3 separate regions of the Mus musculus genome follow, and all the other regions are linked to region 1. The links are chromatin loops, found by intact Hi-C in ENCODE. Cell type or tissue: heart. All regions are shown on one strand.

What was found. Hi-C counts contacts between places; a loop is a spot of excess contacts. Peaks named below come from ENCODE experiments on the same cell type or tissue, not always from the same donor. Only the 100,000 strongest peaks of a DNase experiment are listed, where the experiment ranks them.
Region 2: it touches region 1 in a loop (3-fold over the local background); 3 of 42 quality-filtered maps call a loop at or near these places.
Region 3: a loop joins it to region 1, with 2.0 times the contacts of the local background. A loop is called at or near these places in 2 of 42 quality-filtered maps.

Annotation. Positions count from the first base shown.
Region 1 is chr11:83,295,829-83,303,828 of GRCm38, reverse strand. Pex12 (peroxisomal biogenesis factor 12) reads left to right here and starts at 4,852. Exons shown (of 4, transcript NM_001364762.1): 1 at 4,852-5,117; 2 at 5,276-5,513; 3 at 5,788-6,341; 4 at 7,389-8,000. The coding sequence starts at 5,388. The coding sequence ends at 7,788. It overlaps Ap2b1 (adaptor-related protein complex 2, beta 1 subunit), which reads right to left and starts at 1,132. Exons shown (of 22, transcript NM_001035854.2): 1 at 992-1,132. In heart, CTCF peaks have their summits at 2,192 (motif pointing left) and 4,861; DNase peaks (open chromatin) are centred at 1,128, 4,838 and 5,438; H3K4me3 peaks cover 4,220 bases; H3K27ac peaks cover 3,742 bases.
Region 2 is chr11:82,758,632-82,766,631 of GRCm38, reverse strand. Cct6b (chaperonin containing Tcp1, subunit 6b (zeta)) reads left to right here and starts at 2,311. Exons shown (of 14, transcript NM_009839.3): 1 at 2,311-2,541; 2 at 4,381-4,444; 3 at 6,148-6,282. The coding sequence starts at 2,405. It overlaps Zfp830 (zinc finger protein 830), which reads right to left and starts at 2,287. Exons shown (of 1, transcript NM_025884.4): 1 at 1-2,287. The coding sequence starts at 2,260. The coding sequence ends at 1,169. In heart, a CTCF peak has its summit at 3,996 (motif pointing right); a DNase peak (open chromatin) is centred at 2,311; H3K4me3 peaks cover 2,525 bases; H3K27ac peaks cover 1,923 bases; H3K27me3 peaks cover 310 bases.
Region 3 is chr11:82,776,379-82,784,378 of GRCm38, reverse strand. It overlaps Lig3 (ligase III, DNA, ATP-dependent), which reads right to left and starts at 3,270. Exons shown (of 20, transcript NM_010716.3): 1 at 3,103-3,270; 2 at 480-1,033. The coding sequence starts at 1,029. Gm11423 (predicted gene 11423) reads left to right here and starts at 3,337. Exons shown (of 3, transcript NR_126067.1): 1 at 3,337-3,523; 2 at 4,081-4,244; 3 at 4,444-4,778. In heart, a CTCF peak has its summit at 3,313; DNase peaks (open chromatin) are centred at 2,968 and 3,248; H3K4me3 peaks cover 2,854 bases; H3K27ac peaks cover 2,295 bases.

The DNA of each region.
Region 1 (8,000 bases):
TACAGTGTGTTCTTTGTCTTTTAAACCACAAAGGTTGCAAAAAAAAAAAAAAAGTTTGGCCACTAAAATAAAAGAAAAAAAAATCTCCCTTCTAAAAGTAAAAAAATTCAGCGAAGCATCCATGACACATTCACACTGCTTCATAACTAAATTGCTTGAGTTTAATAAGAGCCTTCTCCTAAAAAGAGGGCTGCTCAAAAAGCTAATACATCCTGTGAATTCAAAGAATAAAGAAATAGCAGGAAATTCCAGGGTTTTGTTTTGTTTTTTTTTTTTCACTTCTAGTAGAATTTACAGCCTTGCCCAAACTAGACTGCTCCTGATAACCCCAGGGAATATAGGGAGGGGGGAAAAAAAAAAGAAAAACAAAATTCCATGCTAAGATTTATTTTCCCCTCTTACACAGAGGGTGGGGGTGGCCTCAATTATGCAGGTTTCTCCTTCCTTCCTCGAAGTACAGTTAGTCCCCATTCTCTTTATCCACTTCCCCAGGTCAAGAAATCTGTCCAATTTTCACTAGGTAAGGAGAGATGCCTCTTAACCCCAAATACGTGCGACAAGAGAGGTTTCAGTGACCAAACGGTCGCGGGAATCCCTTCTCCCTAGTCGTGGAGACACGTCGGAGCTTCTTTCTCAATGAACAGATGTCAAACGGGAGAGCTGGGTGGTTCTCCCTCGGCCTCCAGCGGCCACACCCCTGGCCTGAGCCTTCCCCAAGCCGGTCTTCGGAACCTTGCTTCGCTCCGAAGCCCCCAACTCCCGCTGCTACACCGGAGCGCAGCCCCAGGCCACCACGGTCACTACGATGGAGGCACTTTCTCCCAGCTTTTCCCTCACAACGGTCACACCCGAGGACTCCTTCCACCCTCAACCGTCACGCTCCTCGGCTCTCCTTTCCTCCTGAGCCTATGACCCGGCTTGGGGCTCCCCTCCCTCACAAGCACCGCGAGTCAGTCAGGGCACACCCCAAAGCCAGCCGCCTTGAACTCACCGGAGGCAAGGGCGGGGTGGCGGCGGCGGCGGCGGCAGTCGGAGAGCACAGCCGGGGTGGTGGTGTAATGGTTTCCTGCCCGTCACGATTCTCTCTAGATCTAAGCCACTGCGCAAAACCCAATTTGCCAGGGACAAAGATGGTGAGCCGGAAGCTTTGGCGTAAGAGAATCTCGCCGCCTGACGTCATCTGGGTGCGCGGGAGAACCAAACGGCCAGGTCGTGTCTGTCGCCTCAGCAACGGAAAGGTTTCCCTGTCTCAGGGATAGGGCAGTTGCCTATACACTCAGGAGACCCGCAGTTGCTTTCCCACCGGATATCTTCAATAAGTGGGTATTTTCGGGATTTATTCCCGTGAACAAGATTTTTGTGAAACCTGTGTGAGATATCCTATTTGCTCAAACACAAACCTCAGCTAATTTGCTTGTAAGGTTAAGAAGCCCATAGAGGTGATAGAAACCAGGACTACAGACGGACGGATGAACTAGGAGACGGCGACTCAAAGATGGCTAAGAAGCATTCAGATCTGAGTTTGAATCCCTACATTGAACAAGACTGGAGAAACTTATTAGCGCCCCCTTCCTGCCCCGCCCTTAGGCTTGAGTGGTATAAGGTACCTAAAACAGGTTGTGGATACAGGTTTCATTAGGAAACTATAAACTGGTACAGGCGTTTAGTTACCATGTCCAGCTTCAAAAGAAAAGAAAGACCAACGTCGGGCTGTGTAACTCAGACAAGCCTAAAACTAAGCCCTCTTGCTTCTTTCTGCCTCTAGAGCACTTTGAACTTCTCTATCTATATACCTAGACTCCAAGGCTTAGTGGTGCTTCTAACCAGGCACCCCTCACTCTACTATTGAACAATCTTTTTTTTTTCATTTTGTTTTTTAATGTGCATTGGTGTTTTGCCTGCATGTATGTATGTGAGAGAGTGTTCCCCTGGAACTGGAATTTCAGACAGCTGTGAGCTGCTATGCGGGAGCTGGTAACAAAATCCAGGTCCTTTGAAAGAGCAGCTAGTGATCTTAACCACTGAACCATCTCTCCAGCCGCCAGATTTGAAACTTAAAAAACTCATGGTAGGACTGGAGAGATGACTCAGTGTTTAAGAGCACTGGCTGCTCTTCCAGAGGTCTTGAGTTCAATTCCCAGGCAATCCCATGATGGGTCACAACCATCTGTAATGGGATCTGATGCCCTCTTCTGGTGTCTGAAGGCAGCTACAGTGTACTTGTGTACATTAAAAAAAAAAAATAAATCTTTATATATTAAAAACAAAAAACTCAAGGCAACTGGGTGTGGTGGCACAAGCCTTTAACCTCAGCAATCAAGAGGCAGAGGTAAGTTGATCTTTGTGAGTTCAAGGCCAGCCTGGTCTACAATGTGAATTCCTGGACAGCCCGGGCTACACAGAAAACTGTCTTTGAAAAACAAAACAGATGACTTAACCCAATTACATTTATTTACTGAGCATCTATTAAATAATTTCCTATGTAACTTACATTTAATATATACTTAAGATCTCCAAACCTGATGGTCAGGCTTAGCCTTTAATGCCTTCTAATAGAAAGGTTAATCATGTGCCTTCTATTAGACTACACATTTGAGACTGGGGTTTTTAATGCATTATTTGGTAACTAAAAACTGGCACATTACCAAATTGAAATAAAAACTGACACTATTTTTCTTTCCAGAACTGGGAAAGGATCCTAGGGCTTCACACACGTCCTACCACTGAGTTATATAACCAACCAGGACATACTATTTTTAACTTTTTCCTTTTCTCATGGAATACAGTTTCCTTTTTATAGAGTAGTCTTGTGGGTCCATTAATCAGGAAATCTTGACCCTCTGGCTAACCATGATTGATCAACTTTAAACCAAGATTGCTCAAATGGGTGTTTTCCCCCTTCCTCCCCCTTTCACCTCTTTCCCCCTTTCCTCACTGCCAGGTAGCCCACTGCCTCAGGCGCTGGGGTTACATATATATGCCAGCACCTTCTGTCAGAAGAATCTGACCGTGGACACAATGAGCACTTGACACTTGTTCACTGTAACAAGGTTACTTGGATGAAACGTTACTAATTCCTGCTAGAGAGAACGCTAAGGGAGTTATATAGTCCTGTTCTTTTTGAGCTATCTTGTTTTGTGAGCTACTCCATTTAAACGTTGCATCTGTACAAGTATGTGTCGGTACCTCAGGAGACCAGAGAGAGCACTGTATCCCTGGAGCTGGGCTTACAGTTAATTGTGAGCCTCTGAATGTGGGTGCTGAAAACTGAACTCAGGCCCTCTGCAAGAGCAACAAGTGCTCTCACCTGCCCATCATCTCTCCAGCCTTCCCACCTAGAGTTTAAGTTCCTTTTGTTTTAAAATAGCCTGCTTCTGTTCTTTGCAACTAAAAACCTTAATTGATGCAAATGTTTCATTTTCTACCTGTTTTAGCTATTTCTTAGCTGTGTGTTTTTGCTATTCACTTAAAAGCATAAACAGCTAGAGAGATGCTCAGTGGGCTGGAGAGATGGCTCAGTGGGCTGGAGAGGTGGCTCAGTGGGCTGGAGAGGTGGCTCAGTGGGCTGGAGAGATGGCTCAGTGGGCTGGAGAGGTGGCTCAGTGGGCTGGAGAGGTGGCTTGGTGGGCTGGAGAGATGGCTCAGTGGTTAACAGCACTGGTTGCTCTCGCAGAGGACCTGACTTTGGTTCCCAGCACACACATGGTCTGTAACTCCAGTTCCAGAGAATCAAACATACTTTTTTGACCTTTGCAGTTACCAGGCTGCATGTGGCACATACATATATGTGCCAGCAAATACTAGTACAACCTAAAAATCTTTTTAAAATTAAGACCCCATTGGTTAGCATGCGATATTTACCAGATGCTTTATGTAGTTCTCGGGTCCTTAAAACTCAAGGCTGAGCACGAAAGCCAACTTGAATGCTAGCCAAGGATATGTACATAAACCTTAAGACTCTTAAGCTGAAGCCGGGCGTTGGTGGCGCATGCCTTTAATCCCAGCACTCGGGAGGCAGAGGCAGGCGGATTTCTGAGTTCGAGATCAGCCTGGTCTACAGAGTGAGTTCCAGATCAGCCAAGGGCTACACAGAGAAACCCTGTCTCGAAAAAAAAAACCAAAAATCAAAAAAACTTTTAAGCTGAAACAAACATTATTTAAAACAAAAATCTTTAATACTTTTTAGAAATTCAACAATTGCACTTCTGACAGTGACTTTAGTGAAGTATGGATCATACTTTAGAACTATAAAAAAACTTCAAAATTTAAATTGAAACTAAAACCAATCCCTTTATAAGGTTCTCATTATACAAACCAATTGCCCACTTTTATACCCTAAGGTCCTCTAGAGCTGAATGCTACTATTCAGTTCGAGAATCATAACGATCCCTGCGCTGCTAATACTGCTAATACCTACTGAGCTGGAGGGCAGGAATCAATTTCATCTAGCAGAATGTGCCTAGAGCTATAACTTAATTTTACACATGGATGACAAGTTAAGCTGTCTGTAAGTAAGTAAAAAAGTAGCCGTCCTAAATTCTGGTAGGCAAGAATGAATCTTTTGTCATTTTAGTAAAACTTGCTGATAACTGACTAACACTCGGGAAGGTGGCCGACTTTGAGCTAAGCACCACCTGGCAGAAAGGACCTGGCTTGATCTCCCATGGCAACCGGCGTCAGGCAGGGACCCCAGCTCGGCACAGAGGCTCGAGTACCGCCCTCCAGGAAGCTTCGCTCAGAGCTAACCAGGAACAGAATGCACTCACTGCACTAACCCGTCGCCTCGTCGTCAGGGGGGCGGAAACGGAAGTCCCAGTTGGTCATAGAGTTCCCGAGTTCCGGCTCAGGGCTACATTCGATGCTAGAGCGCCTGTCTTCCGCCCGCCGTGTGGAGGTCCTCGGAGCTTCTGTTTCCGGGTACGGTTTCGGTCACAAAGCCGAGACCTCCTTTCGCAGGTGGCGTCACGGGTCCTCTGCTCCGTGCCCGAGGTCAGCAAGCAAGGACGGGCGCTTCTCAGGCAGCCGCCGGAGCCGGGCCTCGCAGCTCCCGGACTGCGGTTCGAGCGACACGTTTCTTGGCCCACTCCCCGCCTCCGAGTCACGCTCTGCCCTGTGAGGTGCAGCATTTGACAAGTCATTCCCCAGACCCCACGTGCCACGTCCCCAGCTCCGGAGTTAACAGTCCTTACTTTGAGACTCCCTCTCCTCCGCCTCCATATAAGCTCCCCCCACCCACCCCCGTTGATTTTTCACTCCTGTAAAATTCAATTTTTAGTTTCAGGTGCCATGCAGAAGGACTAAGACTCAGCACCCGTTTGATACAAAAACAAGTTCATGCTCACTAGAGTGTTCGTGGGAAAAGTGAATCCCAGTTCACACAAGACACAATGGCTGAGTATGGGGCTCACATCACAACTGCTTCAGTGGCGGACGACCAGCCATCCATCTTTGAGGTGGTAGCACAGGACAGTTTAATGACAGCAGTGAGACCCGCTCTTCAGCATGTGGTCAAGGTAAGGTATTACTTCTCTGAATCGTTTCAGGGACGACTGGATAAAACTCCAAACATTTTACTAGTAACCCTAAGTTTGCAATGATCGCCATGTGTCATTTGTATCCAGGACTTAATGGGCATCCATTCAAAGAGCTCTGTACTCCATTCCTATGACCTCAGGAACTCAGACTATACCCCAAAAGCCAATTACTTAAGCCAGGTGTATTGAATTTAAAAGGAAAAGGCTGATGTGAATACAAACTGAAGACTGTAATAAAATGTTTTTGCATCAGGTTCTTGCAGAATCAAATCCTGCGCACTATGGCTTCCTCTGGCGGTGGTTTGATGAAATCTTCACTCTGCTAGACTTCCTGCTCCAGCAGCATTATCTTTCTAGAACTAGTGCCTCATTTTCTGAACACTTTTATGGCTTAAAGCGGATTGTGGCAGGGAGCTCGCCGCATCTTCAGAGACCGGCCAGTGCTGGTCTTCCCAAGGAACACCTCTGGAAATCTGCCATGTTCCTTGTCCTTCTTCCCTATCTGAAAGTGAAGCTAGAGAAGCTGGCTTCTAGCTTGAGAGAAGAAGACGAATACTCTATTCACCCCCCTTCTTCTCGCTGGAAACGATTCTACAGAGCCTTTCTGGCGGCCTACCCTTTTGTTAACATGGCCTGGGAAGGCTGGTTTCTTACACAACAACTGCGTTACATCTTGGGGAAAGCTGAGCATCACTCTCCCCTGCTGAAACTGGCTGGAGTTCGGTTAGCTCGACTGACAGCTCAGGACATGCAAGCTATCAAACAGAGACTGGTTGAAGCCAGTGCAATGCAGGAGCCCGTCAGAAGGTAAGGCCATTCCTAAAACCCCTTTATTAACAAAATTTGAAAATTTGTACCAATCATCCGGTCTACCCTAGCTATTAAGTCACAGAAGTTATTCCTCACATCCATAAAGCATGGGCCACCATCCTGGTGACCTCTCTCATAATAGGCACACCTTTGTGCATGCTTGGTGTATGTAAGAGCCCCATGCGTGGTATTTGCTTTGTGTTATCTTATGCCTCATCACAACCTGAATTAAATGCAGTGGCTTCATTTAACAGTTGAGGGAACCACTAGCCAGAAGATGGCAGAGCAAAGATTCAAGGCAAAGCGATATAATTAATTCTAAAGACTTCTTACCAAGGATGCAACATTACCTTTGTGGAGTGTTAATTCTCTCACAAGTTCAACATGTATGCATCCCAGTGTTGATAAGTTACTTTTTAGGTAAACTGCTTCTTCTGGATGGATTATCTATCTTCCATTTAAAAATTCTCTAAAGTTAAGTATCTGATGCCTTTCTCAAATCAAAACCTAAGTTTCTGTTGTTAAAAACAGCTTGGGGGCCGGGCAGTGGTGGCACACACCTTTAATCCCAGCACTTGGGAGGCAGAGGCAGGCGGATTTCTGAGTTCCAGACCAGCCTGGTCTACAAAGTGAGTTCCAGGACGGCCAGGGCTACACACAGAAACCCTGTCTCGAAAAACAAAAACAAACAAACAAAGAAGTTTGGGGTACAGCAGGAGAAATGGCACCGTGGTTATGTAAATGGCATGTACTGCTCTTCCAGAGGAACAGAGATCAACCCCCAGAACCCATATGTGGCAGTTTACAACTGCCTATAACTTTAGGTCACCTGGCCCAAACGGCACCTGCATGCATTTGGTGTGTGTACAAACAAGCAGACACAAACATAAATCTTTTAAAAACCAGAACACCAGAGTTTAGATATACACTGGCTTACAACAGACCCTCCAGCACATCAAGTGTGGAACTGCACCTATAGACATTACTCTGTGACCACATACAAATAAACTCTTTTCTTTGCCTCTTGCTCTCCTTTCCCAACAGCGTTGGTGAGAAGATAAAGTCAGCTCTGAAGAAAGCTGTGGGAGGTGTTGCCTTATCCCTCTCGACTGGCCTCTCTGTGGGTGTATTCTTCCTGCAGTTTCTTGACTGGTGGTACTCTTCTGAGAACCAAGAAGCCATCAAATCACTGACTGCCCTGCCCACTCCACCACCACCTGTACACCTAGACTACAACTCTGATTCTCCCCTCTTACCCAAAATGAAAACAGTGTGCCCACTCTGTCGTAAAACTCGAGTGAATGATACGGTTCTTGCCACCTCTGGCTATGTATTCTGTTACCGCTGTGTGTTTAATTATGTGAGGAGTCACCAAGCCTGTCCCATTACAGGGTATCCAACAGAAGTCCAGCATCTAATTAAACTCTACTCTCCAGAGAACTGAAAGAGCTTAGTGCATTATCTCACCACTCAAGTTCTATACTCTAAGGCCATGAGACGGTTTTAGTATGGCAGACAACAGTGATACTTCCCTGATTCATAACTACATTAACTTTAAGTAGTTACATGGGTTTCTTTAAAAGGATATATCCATTCGATCCTAACCTTTTGGTTTGCTCTCTACCAAGCTGGTTAAGCAGGAGAATCAGGATTATC
Region 2 (8,000 bases), 540 kb after region 1:
TAAAGTGCTTAGAATCCTGACTGGCCTAGGCTTAGAACAGTATGTCTTAGCTATTATAGTAAATTGGAAGATGCTGTATATAAAACACTCATCCTCCAAAGCAAGGAAAACTTTAAAATATCAATAACTAGAATAAGGTAACTGGCATTGCCTTACTAGCAACTTACCTATCTTCCTGCCATTGAAAGAACCTGTAAACACAAGCCTGATTTACCACAAAAATAAAATTTCCAACTCAATGGGGTAATATTTCCTTCATTTGAAAACTGGCTTGGTGGTGGGAGAATACTTGCCTAGCATTCCCATAGCTCTGATCTGTTTAGCAGCACTCGGGGGCAGGGAGTACAGTAAACTACAGAGCATGTTCAAGGAAAACAAAGCCTGAAAAATATATAGATAGGTTTTACACTTAAGGCAGCTGAATCTCCAACCTGGGCAAATACTAGAATAACCTGGGAATAGTCAAGAATATTGTCATCTGGATCCCATTTAATTTATGGAATCTTTTATGGTCAAAACCTCTTTAAGATGGGGCTCAGGCACTAAAGCTTCATAGGCGATTTGACATTCCATGAACAATCAAAAGTTTCACAGGTGATACTGATGTACAACTTAGCAATCATTGATCTTGTCAAAAGAAACACTGTGCTGGAGTCTGGACATCTGTATGCTTTTGAAAAAAGAATACCCATCCACTGCTTTATGAAGAATATGTGTTTATGAGTGGCCTTCTAAAAACAACCTTCCCAAAGCGCCAACCCTTGGAGTTTAAGGCTTGAAAATATATATACATCGAGGTCATATAAACATGTGTCTTTTTTATCTGACTAATATAAGGATCAAAACAGAGTGACTTATATAAATATATACTTAGCTATGTGCAATATTTACAACTTAGATTTTACAACTGAAAAACCACATTGAACCTGTAAAGATGAAAAAGTTGGCAATTTGTGGTTATAATTTCAAAAATGTCAAAAACGGTTTTACCTCAAACATTTTATAATAAATAGCACCGCACACAGTACCATCCCCAAAGTATTACTCCTCACTGGCTTACTTTATCCCAACAATTAGGGGTATCCAAGGTCAGAGGAACCCAAGAACTTGGACACAGCACTTTTTAAGGGACAGCGGGGACTGATGGAAAGCTTGGGTCTTCAAAACCTTACAGCAAAGCCCCCTTTACCCTCCAGTCCTGAGACAGCAAATCCTGTAATTCTCCTTCGTCGTCACTGTCCACATTCTCCTCTTCCTTTTTCTGAAGTTCTTTTATGGTCAAAACCTCTTTAAGTTTGTTTTTTATTTCATCCTGGCGATTCCGCAGCTTTTCCACTCGGCGGTAACATTCTATCTGCTCATCAATCTCTCCAATCTGCCGGTCCAACCGTCCCTCCTCATCCTCTTCAGCAACGATCGCTTCAGAGATAGTGTTGACTTGCCTCATAGCCTTTTGAAACTCGTCCCACTCTTTGTCCATCTGATCCTTTGGGGCATCCACCTTCCGGACCTTTGCATCTACCTCAGGGTCGTCGAAGAACCCTTCTGGTAATGCTTCGGCGGTGTTCTCTCTTCTTTCCACCACTTTTTCATGTATTTCTGCTTTCTCAATGGACCCTGAATGAGGAACTAAGGGGGCCTTGGGAGGATTTGTATTAAACGGATCGTTTGGCAGCACATTGCTTGTTGTCTCCCTCGGAGAGGCAAGCGAGTGTTCTTTGCCCTGTGCATCCGGAAGATGCTTGCTGCTGTCCCTTCTTTCTTCTCCACCTCCCTCTTCTTCCTCCTCTTCCTCATCGTCATAATCAGGCAGTAAACCGAGTCCAGGTTTACTGGGGGCCGCCCTAGCGGCATCCAAGTTGGCGGACGAGGCTGAGGTGGAGGGCTGTACCTGAGGTCCCGCGGAGGCCTTGGCTTTCTTGGCGTCTTGGCTCTCCACATCCGTCGCTCTCCTCTTGGTGGCCTGAGGTACAGTGCCGGTCGACGGGCCCTGGGTTGCTCCTTTGGCGCCTTTCAGCTCCGCTACTCTCTCCCGGTGCTGCTTTCCCAGAACATGGGTCTGCCACAGGAGCTCGCTCTTGACCGGGGTGTTACACAGTGCGCAGCTCAGCTGCCCCAGACGGTTGTACTTGGCGAATGGAGATTCGATCCTCTTCCGGTTGGTGCTCAGGCGCTGCTTCTCCCTCATCAAGCGCCTCAGTTCTTCCTGATTCACCACTCGCTTCCCAGCCGGAGTCCGAGTAGAGGTGGAGGACGCCATGTTTGCGCCCAGGACTCAGGCGAGTCTAGCTTCCGAGGCGTGATAGCGTCACTTCCTGTTATGGCGCCGATTGGCCCACACTCAGGAGTGTGGGCGTGGCGCCAGGGTTCGGAGTCGGCAAGTTTGGGGCTGGACTGTTGAACCATGGCTGCGATCAAAATCGCTAACCCTGGCGCTGAAGTGACCCGGAGCCAAGCGGCCTTGGCTGTGAACATCTGCGCCGCCCGTGGGCTGCAGGATGTGCTGCGTCCCACCTTGGGTCCTAAGGGCGCGCTAAAAATGTGAGATGCCGCTAGAGTGTGCGGGGTGTCGCGGCTCACTCTGATTCTGATGCTGATCAGTGAAAACCTGTGAGCAATGCTGCGACATTTAGACACCCGGTTTCCTCTCTCTCACTCCTGCTCTTAGGATTCTCTAGCCGAGGAAGAGAGCGCCTCCCCGAAGAAAAGACTCCGTCAATAGAAACTGTTAGCCTTGTGCGCGCGCTCAGCAGACGTTGGGCTGCAGCTCCGCCGCAGGCAGTATTGTTTTGACGTGGTGGAGTGGTACTGGCTTTGGAGCTAGGCAGGCATAGGTTCAAATTCAAGTTCCATTATCTTCCAGCAGTTGGGACTCTCCGCACCTACAGTTCTTCATGTTTAGTCATCCATTTGGACATATGTTTATTTAGCACCATTGTTTTACGAAGAAAGAAGAGTAGGGGAGATCAAAAGGTCTCTTGGGAAAGAGACACCCTGAGAGGAATGAGCAAAGTAGCGTTTATAGTAAACGAGTCCACTTAACACTAGATGCTGGAAAAACAGATGGGATAGTTTCTGTCCTTTCCTTTAAAAACCTGATTTATATTTACGTGTGCACATCTGTCTGAGTTTATGTGCATCAGGTGTGAGCAGATGCCCCCAGAGGTCAGAGGGTGACAGATCCCTAGAACTCGAGTTATAGGCAGTTGTAAGCCATTTGATATGGGTGCTGGAGACCAAGCTCAGATCCTCTTCAAAAACAATAAGTGCTTTTTAACTGCTGAGCCATCTCTCTAGCCTTTGAGATGGTATCCTTAAAGTGACATGGCAGTGACAGGTATGTCAATTATATAGAGATGCAAATGATTTTACAGAGGAAAGGGCCCAATTACCGATGATTGAAGGAAAATCCTCTCAGATATCAGGGGATGTTTGATCAGAGTTGTAGAAGAATGAGTGACAGGAATCAAGACCTCCTAGTGGTGTAAATCCACCAGAAATAAACATTATAATGCATTAAGGGAACAGAAAGACCTACTGTGGGAATAATGGTGGATGGAACAGGAGAGTTTGGAAAAGGCCAAGTATGTTACTGATAAATTACCTGGATTTTTATCTTGAAGATGGTAGAGAATGTAACATCTTTGAAGGATTGGTGATCAGGAAACTGAATCCCATTGCCTTTTAGAAAGATGTAGCATGGAGGGTTGATTCAAATTAGGAGACAAGATGCTGTCTAAGCAGTCTAGGAAGGATAACAATTAAATTGGAGAGAGATGTCCAAAGGCATTTTAATTGTAGAATTGACTAAGCTTGGTGATTTAATAAATGCAAGGCACTAGACAACTAAATTCAGTGGCTGAATCATGACATTCACCAAGATAAAAACCTACAGAAATTTGTAGATTTGTACTCTGTTTCATACTTTTAAAAAAATATTTATTTTTATCATGTATACAATGTTCTACTTGCATGTATGCCTGCATGCCAGAAGAGGGCACCAGATCTCATTATAGATGGTTGTGAGCCACCATGTGGTTGCTAGCAATTGAACTCAGGTCCTATGGAAGAGCAGCCAGTGCTCTTAACCTCTGAGCCATCTCTCCAGCCCTGTTTTATACTTTTCATTAGCCAACATGTATAACTCATCAGCTCGTGTTTAAACCATAAATGCTCTGTTTGGAATGAAATTACTGTAAGGTCATCCGGGAGAACTAATCCCATGAGACGCAAGTGGCAGTCACTACCACATGTCACCACGTGGCTCAGTGTAGCGTTTCCAAGCCCAGTCAACTGTTTTTAGGACCATAAATGGCAAGAACTCGGGAGGGTTTGTTGATTCTTGGCTTGTGTAGTTAAGCACCATTGTCCTTTTTACAGGCTTGTTTCTGGGGCAGGTGACATCAAACTCACCAAAGACGGCAATGTACTGCTTCATGAGATGGTGAGCCAATGCTCTTTGTCATTTTCTTTTCTCAGACAGGAGCTGCCTATGTAGCCCTGGCTGGCCGCAAATTCACAATTTCCTCTCCCCTTCTTGCCTGCCTCAGCTTCCTGAGTGTTGGATTCAGGTATTAGATGCAGTGCCGAGCTGCTGCTGGCTATGATAAATTGTATAAGCTTTAATTAAGAACATGGCACATGGGCTGGGAATGCAGCTCAGGGATAGAGCACTTCCCCAGCATGTGCAGGACTCTAGGTTCAACATTGGGGTGGGGAAGGTACACTCTGAAAGTTCGTTTGTTTGTTTGTTTATTGCAGGCCGGAGAGATGACTTAGTGATTAAGAGCTGTTTTCCCAGAGAACTTGGGATCAATTTCCAGAACCCATATGGGAGGCCACAACTCTGTACTCCAGTTCCTCACATAAGCATACATTCAGGCAAAACACCGATGCACATAAATTAAAGAAAAAAAATTTTTAGCTGGGCTTGATGGTATATGCCTTTAAACCCAGCACTCCAGAGGCAGAGACAGGCAGATCTCTGAGTTTAGGACTATCCTGTTCTACAGATCAACTTCCAGAACAGCCAGGGCTACACAGAGAAACCTTGTCTTGAAAAATATATATATATATATTTTTTTTTTGCAATGCTAGAGATTGAGTGATGCACCCTCATATACTGGGCAAGTGCTCTTTACCACTAAGCTACACCTTCAACCTTACCCCCCTCCCCCATCTATCTATTTATCTATCTATCTATCTATCTATCCATGTATATATATATATATTTATTTCATGTATGTGGGTATACTGTTGCTGTCTTCAGACACACCAGAAGAGGGCTTCAGATCTCATGGTTGTGAGCCACCATGTGATTGCTGGGAAATAAACTCAGGACCTCTGGAAGAGCAGTCAGTGCTCTTAGCCGCTGAGCCATCTCTCCAGCCCACAATTTATATTTTTAAGGATTTTATTGATTTTTAAATTTCATATGTATGAGGGTCTATCTTTATGAATGTATGCTACATGTATGCTGGTACCTGCAGAGGCCAGAAAAGGGTTTCAGGTTCCCTGGAGCTGGACTTTGAGCCACTTCTGGGTGCTGGGAACCAAACTCCACTTCCTGGAAGAACAGAACATACTCTTAATGGCTAAGCTGTCTCTCTAACCCAACTTTTTTTTTTTTTAATTAAAGGCCTTCCCCAAGACCACCTGACCACAATTTGTATTTTTAAGGCTGCCAGCTAAATACTGCAGTCTTGAGATATGGCTGTTGGATTAAACCTCAACAGAATGATTTTTGCAGTTTTCAAATGTTTATAGATTCTGATAGCTTAGGGAGACTTACAAATTAATAACATCTTTTCCAGAGCACTTCATTATAGTCTCTGTAATCATGCAAAAAGAAAAAGTCCTCTACGGTGTTCATAAATATATTCCTCTTAGAGATTGAAGGGCTTAATCTCTTCTTGGAAATGTCATTGCATTTTGAAGCAAAGACTTTCATACAATGTTCAAACCTCATTAATTCTCAACTTTAAAACTTTGGATTTGACATTTACTAAATGTTGATAATGCAGACCTTGTAAGTGCGCAGCATGACGTTTGCTTGTTAATTTTACTATTGTCCCTTGGGCTGCCTTGGATTCAGTGGCTTTCCGCATCATAGTTTCTGTCTTTAAATTTGCTGTTTACCTTTTCCAGCAAATTCAACACCCAACGGCTTCCATCATTGCAAAAGTGGCAGCAGCCCAAGACCATGTCACAGGGGATGGCACTACCTCAAATGTCCTGATCATTGGAGAGTTGCTAAAGCAAGCTGATCTTTACATTTCTGAGGTATTAAACATTCACACAAAGCAAGTTTTTTAAATTTAATTTTAGAGGATGAGAACTAATTTTAATTAAGATAACCTTAGGCAGTTGTAAATGGAAAGTGCTTTTTATTTTTTGCCAAAGTAATGGCTTTTATTGCAATTATATACTTTTAAAAATATAAAATATTTAATGATATATAGAAAGGTTAAAGAGAAAGCTCCCGTGTACCCATGAATCCTGCTTAGAAAAGAAAATGTAACTAATAAAAGTTGAAACAAAATGTTGTTCCTTTAAAAATAATGGGAAAGATGATTGGAGGGTTTTCACTTTGTGTCTTTTTTCTTTTCTTTTCTTAAGATTTATTTATTTTATGTATGTGAGTAGCTGTTGCTGTCCTGTCTTCAGACATACTAGAAGATGGCATCTGATCCCATTACAGATGGTTGTGAGCAACCATGTGGTTGCTGGGAATTGAATTCAGGACCTCTGAAAGAGCAGTCAGTGTTCTTAAACACTGAGCCATCTCTCCAGCCCCACTTTGTGGGTTTTTCTAGTCCCTGTTTCCTAAAGCACTTAGCCGAATCCTCTCTTCATCAGCCTGTGAAGCCATCATTCACATTTCTTTGTACTGTTGTTTAATTGTATTCTTCTCTCGACATTATCCGTCTTTTCTATAATTATTTGAGTTTTCTGTCTTCCTCAGAGACTATCTAAGAAACATAACCTTGTTGAAGTGGAGATTCTGGCTTCTTCGTGTTTGAGAATTATCTATTCAGTGTCTGTAACTTACCTCATTTAGATTTGGACTTAAATCATGGAAACAACTAAAATTCTCTTACCTATACAGAAATCAGTCATCATCTTACATAAGAAAATAGTGTATAGTCTGTGACTGGGGAATTTAAAAGTTCAACCAGCCATCAAGTACATAGGTCCTTTTGATCTCTTAACTCTTTTGCCCATAATAAGGCTTCATCCTAAAATGGATCTTGAAGGTAAGACCATCAGAGGAAGCCAGTGTGACTCAGCAGGTGTGGGTAAGATAAAGACATTCCTCCAGCTATAGCATTTTAATCCTCCCCTGGGCCAACCTTAGTCTTACACACATTTTAAACTGAATACCATTGTCAGGGGAATTGATTAGGCTAATTTAGATCCCACTGGTTGAGTTAGGGTTAGTGTTCCTCTGAAACACAGGTGAACGATGGACACCTCGCAAGGACTAGGGTTGGGGGAGGAAGGAAGGAGACTAGCAATGGTGAGATGTGTGTGTGTGTGTGTATAGTGTATATCTGAACCATGATAAAGTGAAGCACAGGGTACAATAGAAACGACAGGAAAGCATGGAGATGCTAAATTAGCCTGCAGTAGTCAGGGGCGTGGATACAAAGTCTTCAGATGGAATGTGAGGTGCATGGTGTTCCAGGCTGAAGCCCCACTTAGCACTGGTATAGACCCACAAGCACTTGTTGTAACTGGAGTTTAAGGGCATGTGTGTGATAGTGAAGAGGTCGTGGAAGACAGTGGAAGGCGTTCTCCGAGGGTGAGGAGCACTAGCAGGTCAGGAAGCACACACTTTATTGCTGTAGTGAACAGGCCGAAGAGCAGCACATCAATAATGACTGATAGGACCAGACTGGCATTTTAAATATCTGGGGACAATTTTAATGAGTCCACAATCAGAGGCTCTCCTAGTAGTCCAAATGAGTGATTATGAAGACTGACTGACATAGAGGAAA
Region 3 (8,000 bases), 520 kb after region 1:
GGAGGCCAAAGAGATATGACAATGAAATGTAATGCCCAGTCCGATCCTACACCTGAGCCCTGCAATGGAGGAAAATGTACTGCTCAATTATAGTCTTCAGTCAACTGACAGTAGACAGATAAGTTTACTGAGGCTGACAGGTAAACTATGATCTCGGAAGAAGAGATCCTATTTTTTAAGATACACACTAGGTACCTCCAGGGCCTGGTGATACAACTTTCTCTGAATGGCTCAATAAAAACCAAGCCTGGTATGGAAGAGGGAATGAGCACATAAACAGAGATGATAAAGCAAACTGACTTGTTATCAAGAAGGAAATCTGTGTAGAGAGCCTGACTGTTCCTATTCTTTTAACTATTCTGTGAATTTGAAATTATGTCCAAGAAGGATGCACAGAGAAAGAAATCTCTGAGACCTCAGTCTCCTGGCACCCGGTCCTCTCAGCACCAGCAAGCTGAGAGAGCAGGCTCTCCCCTCACCTGCAATATGCTGGCTTATCTGTTCCTTTTCGTTATCTTCCAGCTCTTCCCAGCCTTCCAGCTCTGTGAGGTCTTCAATTTTCTTTGTGGTGGCCCGAGCCCGTTCCAGTTTCTCAAACATGCACTTAATGTGGTACCACTCTTTCATATCACCCCCAGACTCTGAGAAGGGGTTGGGCACCACTTTGCCAATGCGGCACACGCCCTTTACAATCTTCTCCTTGCATTTCTTGCATCCAGCTGTGCCCCGCTTGGCATAGTCCACACAGAACCGCTGCTCTGCCATCGCACAGGGGCCAGTACAGAGTCCCACATGCGACCCTGGCCAGAAAGTAAGGTGGGTGGCACGTGGTCTTAGATGACCTCTCTGGAGAGCTAGGACAGGCTTTCTTCTCTGGAGAAGGCAGCACCCACCGAGGAGATTTGTTTCCGACCACTGGCTGAACTGACTTATGGCAGCCCAGCGATTCTGTTCTGGGAACAGGCACAGTTCTTTTCTGCCAAGGGCACAAAGGTTTCTCGGGAAGAGGATCTTGAAAGCCAAAGTCATATAGCTGCATAAAAGGGTAGAAACAGACAGACAGACATGAAGAATCCAGGCTTCCAATTTCTCAATGGCTAGAATCTCATACAGAGCACGTGGTTAACCAAACACTTCCCAATGCATTAAATATTTACCACCCAGAGTTCTGATACAGGAAAAACCAGTTTCCAAAGGGGTGTGCAACACCAACACTGTAGAGACTGATTGTAAAGGTACTCATAGTGGATGGTGACCTTTAAATAGTACCAAGATACTGAAGCTTTGTCTTAAAAATCAAGAAAAATTACATTATGTTTATGAAGTTTCCCTGTGAAATATAACACATGAGACACTTTCAGAAAACAATGAAGCCACTATAACAGTTTTAGGATTTCAGAAGAGGGCCCCTTTGAGAAAAAAACTAATCAGAGTCTATAATCAGATGGACTGCCCAAGTTCAGAGCCTTACTTAGCCATTTAGCTGCTGTGTGAGCTCTGTTCAGTTACTTTCCCTCTCTGCTCCTATTTCATCTGTAAAATGCAGCTCACAGTAGTACCTCATTCAAAGAGTAGCTGTTTCTAAGTTGTTCCTTAGAAACAGAATACGCAATTCCCTTGCTTAATTCGGCGACCTGAATCAGGGGAGGTTGAAATAACTGGACTGTAAGAATCTAAGCAAGTGATGAACCAATTCAAGTGGAAAATGATTATTCCTATCCCTTCTTATATCTGTAATTATTTAAGTGGCTTTACAGTTTTAATTTTCAATTTACTGGAAACTATTTTTAGTCCCCACTCTGCTGAGAACTTTAATTGATATTGTGTCAGAGCAGCAAGAAGGCTGAGGTAGAGCGGAGCACAGCAGGTGTACTACTAAAGAAAGGGTTGGAGACCAAGCCTACCCATCTACAGCGGGGTGGGGAGGTGGGGGCAGATATCAGGCGACTTGGTTTTCTCCAACAAGGTGGACCCTAGCCAGACACCTTAGTTGGCCGATCCGATCCTCCCACCTCCAGCCCTAGAATTATAGGTATGAACCACCAAGCATGACTTCAGTTTATTTTCTATTATTTATTTTTCGGTTTTTTTGTTTGTTTGTTTTTAGATAGATTTTTCTATGTAGCTCTGGCTGTCCTGGAAGTCACTAGGAAGAGCAAGCTAGTGTTCTGAGTGCAGGGATTAAAGGCGTGTGCTACCACACCCGGCCCCAGTTTTATCTTAAAAAACAACAAAAAAACAACAACAATTACAACAGGACTAAGAGCTAGTTATGGTGGTTCTCGTCTGTAATCATATCAGAAGGCAAAGACAGAAGGATTGCTGTGCGTTCGAAGCTAGAAAGTCTGGTTTACTTAGTAAATTTCTGTCTAGCCAGGGTACGTCGTCAAGACCGTCTCAAAAGGAAAACAAGCAAGAAAACAAACCCCCCAAAGATTAGAACTACTTCATGGGGTGGTTAGGAAAACTACAAGGAGTACGAGGGCAAGCCGGACGTGGAGTTCTGAAGTTTGTATACCAAACTTGTGTATTTGACAATGTTCGACTTGGGGGAGGGGAGGTCCGTAACTGGCAGACTCAGGGGGTCACACAAGCCCTAACCGTTAAGAATCTGAGAGGCGAGTGAAGGCCGGCAAGGGCTGAGGAGGAGCTCAGGGCGAGTAGGAGTTCAACTTTCCGCAGAGTAGGGTGGGTAGGGTGTCGTATCGCCCATCCCGGGATACGACAAATAACTACCCGGGGAGACCGGCGCGAGGAGGCCGGGAGCCCGAAGAGCAAGCAGCACGCCGTTCTGCCCACAGGCTGTGCGGGCGAGCCGCGGCCGCGCAACAAGGCGGCGGAGAGGGACCGGCGGCGGCCCGGCCCCGACCCCCTGAGAATGCCCACTCTGGCATCCTGCCCTTCCCGGTGGCTGCCCAGGGTCCCGGGGGCCGCGGGCCTCCCGTGGGCTCCCGTGGGGGCGCCACGTCACGGAGGGTGTGCCCCCAGGCTGAGCGGCGGGCGGGGGAGGAGCCACGGCCACTCCAGCCACGCCGCGTTCGGCCCCGGCCCTCCCCACACGGCGCACCGCGGCCCGCCGCTCCGCGCCGCGCCGCCCCTCACCTGCCTTCTCGGCTGCCCTGGCTCTGACGCTCCGCACGAGCCACCGGACCAGGCGCCCACAAGGCCACGGGTCCCGCACGATGAATAGACCGCCTGTCTCTTTAAATACGGGTACTCCAGCCGGAGGCAGGGCGCAGGCGCAGTAACCGACTTGCGCCCTCGGACCCCGCCCCCTCCGGTCGCCACGTGGGTCGCTGTTCTATTCCTACCCGGAAATCTTGAACTGAGTGTTGGGTTGGAGTGGCGGCTTGGGGCGCAGCGTCCCTGAACTTCCTAGAGTTTCTCAGATTGTTAGATATTGAAGGTAGTGTTGAAAAATCATTGCAGTGATCCTAGGGATGGGAAGCTCGAGTCGTTCCACCTGTGTCTTCCGCACCGCAGGAGTTTTGCTGAATTAAAAGGCACTACTTTAATTAAAAAGGTAATTAGAAAATGTGAAGAACAGGGACTGTGGCCCCGTTTATGTCATTTAGCGAACTAGTGCTTCTAAACCTCAAATAGGCTCTGTGAGTTCAAGATGGCTAATTTTTCAAAAAATAAAAGTATTCAGGCCTTGTTCAGTCTGGGAAGGGCAAACAGTTGGGCTTTGTTAGGTAAATAAAGTGCAGATCGTGGAACTAAGTTCTATTTCTGAGGAAGAGTTTAGCTTTTTTTCCATAGGGAAAGAACGCTGTGAGGGGTCACTATAGTTGAAGCTGGTCAGGGGAGAGACTAAGACAAGCCGACTCACTAAAAGGCTGTTGTCCATATCAAAGTGGCCTTGAGATGGAGAGGAAGGTGTATGCTTGAATCTGTGTGAGGTGCTCAGTTATTTGTTCATAGAAATGAAGGGCTGATAGACGAGGTCTTTAACAGAACTGGAGAATGAGCCGAGGGAGGCTCTCTGGAGTTCAAGGTTGAGTGTCTGCTGTACTGAGGCCAGCTAGATCCTGGTGTTTGAAATGAGGTGAAGGCTCTTTGTTTTCTCTTAACTTGCAGCAGGATAAACCTGGGTTTGGAGTTCGGAAGGCCTTAGGCTCAAGGGCTCCAGTTGAGGAAGCGTGAACATTTTGACTGGAGTTGATCTTAACCCAATGGACTTTCCCTGTGCTGACCAACCCTTTCATCACAAGCAATATATTCGGTTGCTGAGCCCTGGAAATGTAAGCAGTCTGAAGTGAGAGATGCTGTAAATGAACACTGTACACTGACAAGTACCCAACACTTCCCCAAAGAGAGTAAAATACCTCATTAATAGTAATAGTGCATATATTCCAGTTATTTGCTGGCCAATTTTTTATGTGTTCGGTTAAAGAATATTTACTGTCACTCACCTGTTTGGTTTTACTGTCTTTGAACTAGGGCATCAGAAACGATGGGGCTGCGTGCTTAACTCCCATTGTTATGGCTCCAGCTCAGCACTCCACAGACAGAAAGCCTGTGGTGAGGAGCAGTGGGTATCTGCAAAGGCTTTCTCTTCTTAGACCGGGTTTCTCTGTGTAGCCCTGGCTGTCCCGGAACTCAAACTTTGTAGACCAGGCTGGCCTCAAACTCAGAAATCCACCTACCTGTGCCTCCCATGTGCTGGGATGAAAGGCATCTGACGCTGCCATGTTGCCTGCATCTACTTCTAAATGAATGAAATTCGAGAGCTAATGAAATGAATGGTTAATAAAAGAGTGTTGAACCCCTTAAAAGGAAGTTCATTATGTCTTTGTTAATGACGGAAGTGTACAAAAAGACTCAGGCCCTAAGTATTTGCTTTGCTTGATGAGAACTACATGGTATTCATAATCATCTCTGACTTAGGTGCCCCTGCTGTGAAACAGCGCTAGGTACCAAAGCTGCCAATTGCATATCTTTCCTTTCCTTTCCTTTCCTTTCCTTTCCTTTCCTTTTCTTTCTTTTTCTTTTTTTGACGGTAAGAGCACTGAACTTTCATTTAGCGTGAATCTAGATGCAGTGATATTTCTTTTCTTTTTTTCTTTTTATTTTAGGGAAGGACAATCTCACTGTGTAGCTGTAGGCTTATCTCCAATGCAGCAGCCCCCCCCCCCCCCAGTCTATAACAGTGGGAATTGAGCTGTATACCCCCATGCCAAGCTTGTATTTCTTAATAAAAGTGAGAACTGATCCATCAAGGAGAGGTCAAGTTTGGTGAAGAAAATAGGGCTTTGGAACAGCACAGTCAGACTGAATTTTGTTCTAGCCTGAGCTGTGTAAACCTTCATCTAGTTTCATGTCTGGGCTTCAGTTTCCCTAGTAAAATGGGGAAGTTTTGCACTTTATATTTAGCTCTGTGATCCACTGAATTGCTTTTTGTAAAGAATGTAAGGTCGGTTATCCATGTCCTACCTGCCCCTTTCTCTCTTTGCACGTGGATTCTGGGTTATTCAAGACCAATTCTTTTGTTTTGTTTTTGTTTTGTTTTTTTGAGACAGGGTTTCTCTGTGTAGCCTTGGCTGTCCTGGAACTCACTTTGTAGACCAGGCTGGCCTCGAACTCAGAAATCTGCCTGCCTCTGCCTCCCAAGTGCTGGGATTAAAGGCGTGCACCACCACACCCTACTTCAAGACCAATTTTTAAAGGATTGCTTGTGTCCCTTTTTTTGTATTTGCTCCTGTTAAAAATTAACCTTTTTAAGCATGGAGGTTCATGTCTTCCACTGAGAAGTAGAAGCAAGCAGATCTCTGAGTTAGAGGACAGTCTGGTTTTTATGTCCAGTTCCAGGCCAAGGAGGGCTTCATTGAAAGATCTTGTTTCAATATTTAATTTCAAGTTGATATATATAATAATGGGTTTATCATGGTGTAGATTACCCTGTTCTCCTCTGTTGCCAGCGACACTGCTCTTTGTGTGCCTACTCCATCTCCAGCTGGATTGCTCCTGCCTGTTAGTGTCTGTCTCTGCCTTCCTGGTGCAGGCTCTGCCTTCCTGGTGTGGGTGTTCCATCACCATTAATGCCCAGTACCATTGAGCTCTCTTCCTCCCCTCCTAATCCTGTTTCTAGGTTCTTGACCTACAAACACATCTACGAGAGTACATACAGAATTTTAAATCTAGGTTTCACATACAGGACAAAATACATACAGTGTCTGTCTTTTGGTTTTTGCTTCTTTTAGAGATATTTGACTGTGTGAAGATCTACTTCTGGGCTCCATATTTCTGTCAGTGATATACTTGTTCTTTTATTAATACCACCGTGTTGGTTAATATGGCTTTAGAGTGAGCCTTGGCATCAGCTAGTGTAGCTATGTTATTTTCCATTAGTGGTTATGTTGGCTCTAGCGGGTCTCTTGCTTTTTTATGTAAACACTGGAGTCATCTAAATCTGATAGCCACAAAATGACCTGCTGGGATTTTTGCTTGAGAGTGCACTAATTTGAGATGAAGTTGGGAAGAACTGACATTTTCATAGGTTTTCTTCCTTTATTATTTTGTGAGTAGATGTATGTGTATATTTATGTGTGTGTGTATGCTCCCCCGTGAATATATACATAGAGGCCAGAGTCCTCGTAAGTGATTTTTCTACCTTTTTGTTGGTGGGTTTTTTAGTTATTGTTTTGAGACAGTTTCTCTGTGTAGCCCTGGCTGGCCTCAAACTCAGAGAACTCCTCTCTGAAGTACCGCCTCCCAAGTACTGGGGTTGAAGACATGCACCATCATGCCCAGTGATTTTCTACTTTTTTTTTTTTTTTTTTTCGAGACAGGGTTTCTCTGTGTAGCCCTGGCTGTCCTGGAACTCACTCTGTAGACCAGGCTGGCCTCGAACTCAGAAATCCACCTGCCTCTGCCTCCCAAGTGCTGGGACTAAAGGCGTGCGCCACCACGCCTGGCTAATTTTCTACTTTAAAAAAAAAATAAAAGGATTTAAAATTTTCTTTGACAATTTCATACATGTAAGCCATGCATCTTGATCATATACACCCCCATCTCTCCCTTCCATCCTCCTAGGAACCCCCAACACATCCCTGCCTGCCTTTATGGCCTCGCTGATTTTGTTAATAACACATTAGTGCTGCCTATCGGAGTGCTGACTGATCTCGTTGACCTAACCTTGCTCGGTTCACCGTAGCACCAGTGACTTCCTGGGCAGTGGTCAGGCCGTGGCAAAGAACAGCATTTCACAGCACTCCTCATCCTCCTCCGGCTGTTCCCTTCCATTGCCTCTGTGGGAGGCGTGCGGGTGATTGATACAAACACCCTATTTAGGGCTGAACACTCAATAGACACTTATTCTCAGCACTCTGACCACCACAGAGAGAACTACTCTGCCCAAATTTAAGGACAGCACTATCTATGGGGATAAGCATTAATATTTAGAAGGTAGCTGGACAACATGTTATTTAGCAACAGTTGGTAGGTTCTTCTGGACAAACTGACCTTCTGAGCCTTGTACTTTGGCCAGTTTAATGCTACTGAATTCCTTCCTGTAAGCCCATCTCAAATCCAATCCAAAAGTAGTTGGTTGCCCCCATAACCTTCATGCCACGATTGTGCCAGTGGGCACGCATTGCCTGGAAGGTCAGTACTGTAATCATCTGGTTGGCTGCAGGGATACCATTGATGTCTTTTCTGACTCGGCATCCTACACAGCACCCTTCAGTACATGAAAGGCAGTCATCAAGGAGAAAGTAATCTTGGAGGCCATTTCCAGCTTGGATCCTCTGTCTTACAACCCAAGACCGTTTTATCGTTAGCATTAGGGCCTACCATCTAGTTCTGCTGGGAGACCAAGAACAGTAATAGCCTGTGTTGTTTCAGGAACTTCTGGAACCTTCCCAACCAATAATAACTCAGGAAGGTGCCCCTCACTAGGTTCTGAGATCTTAATAGATTAACATGTCTCCTAGAATAATATTCACCATGTAGGCTATCTGGGTTAAATTTTTTTTGTTTGTTTGTTTTTGAGACAAGAT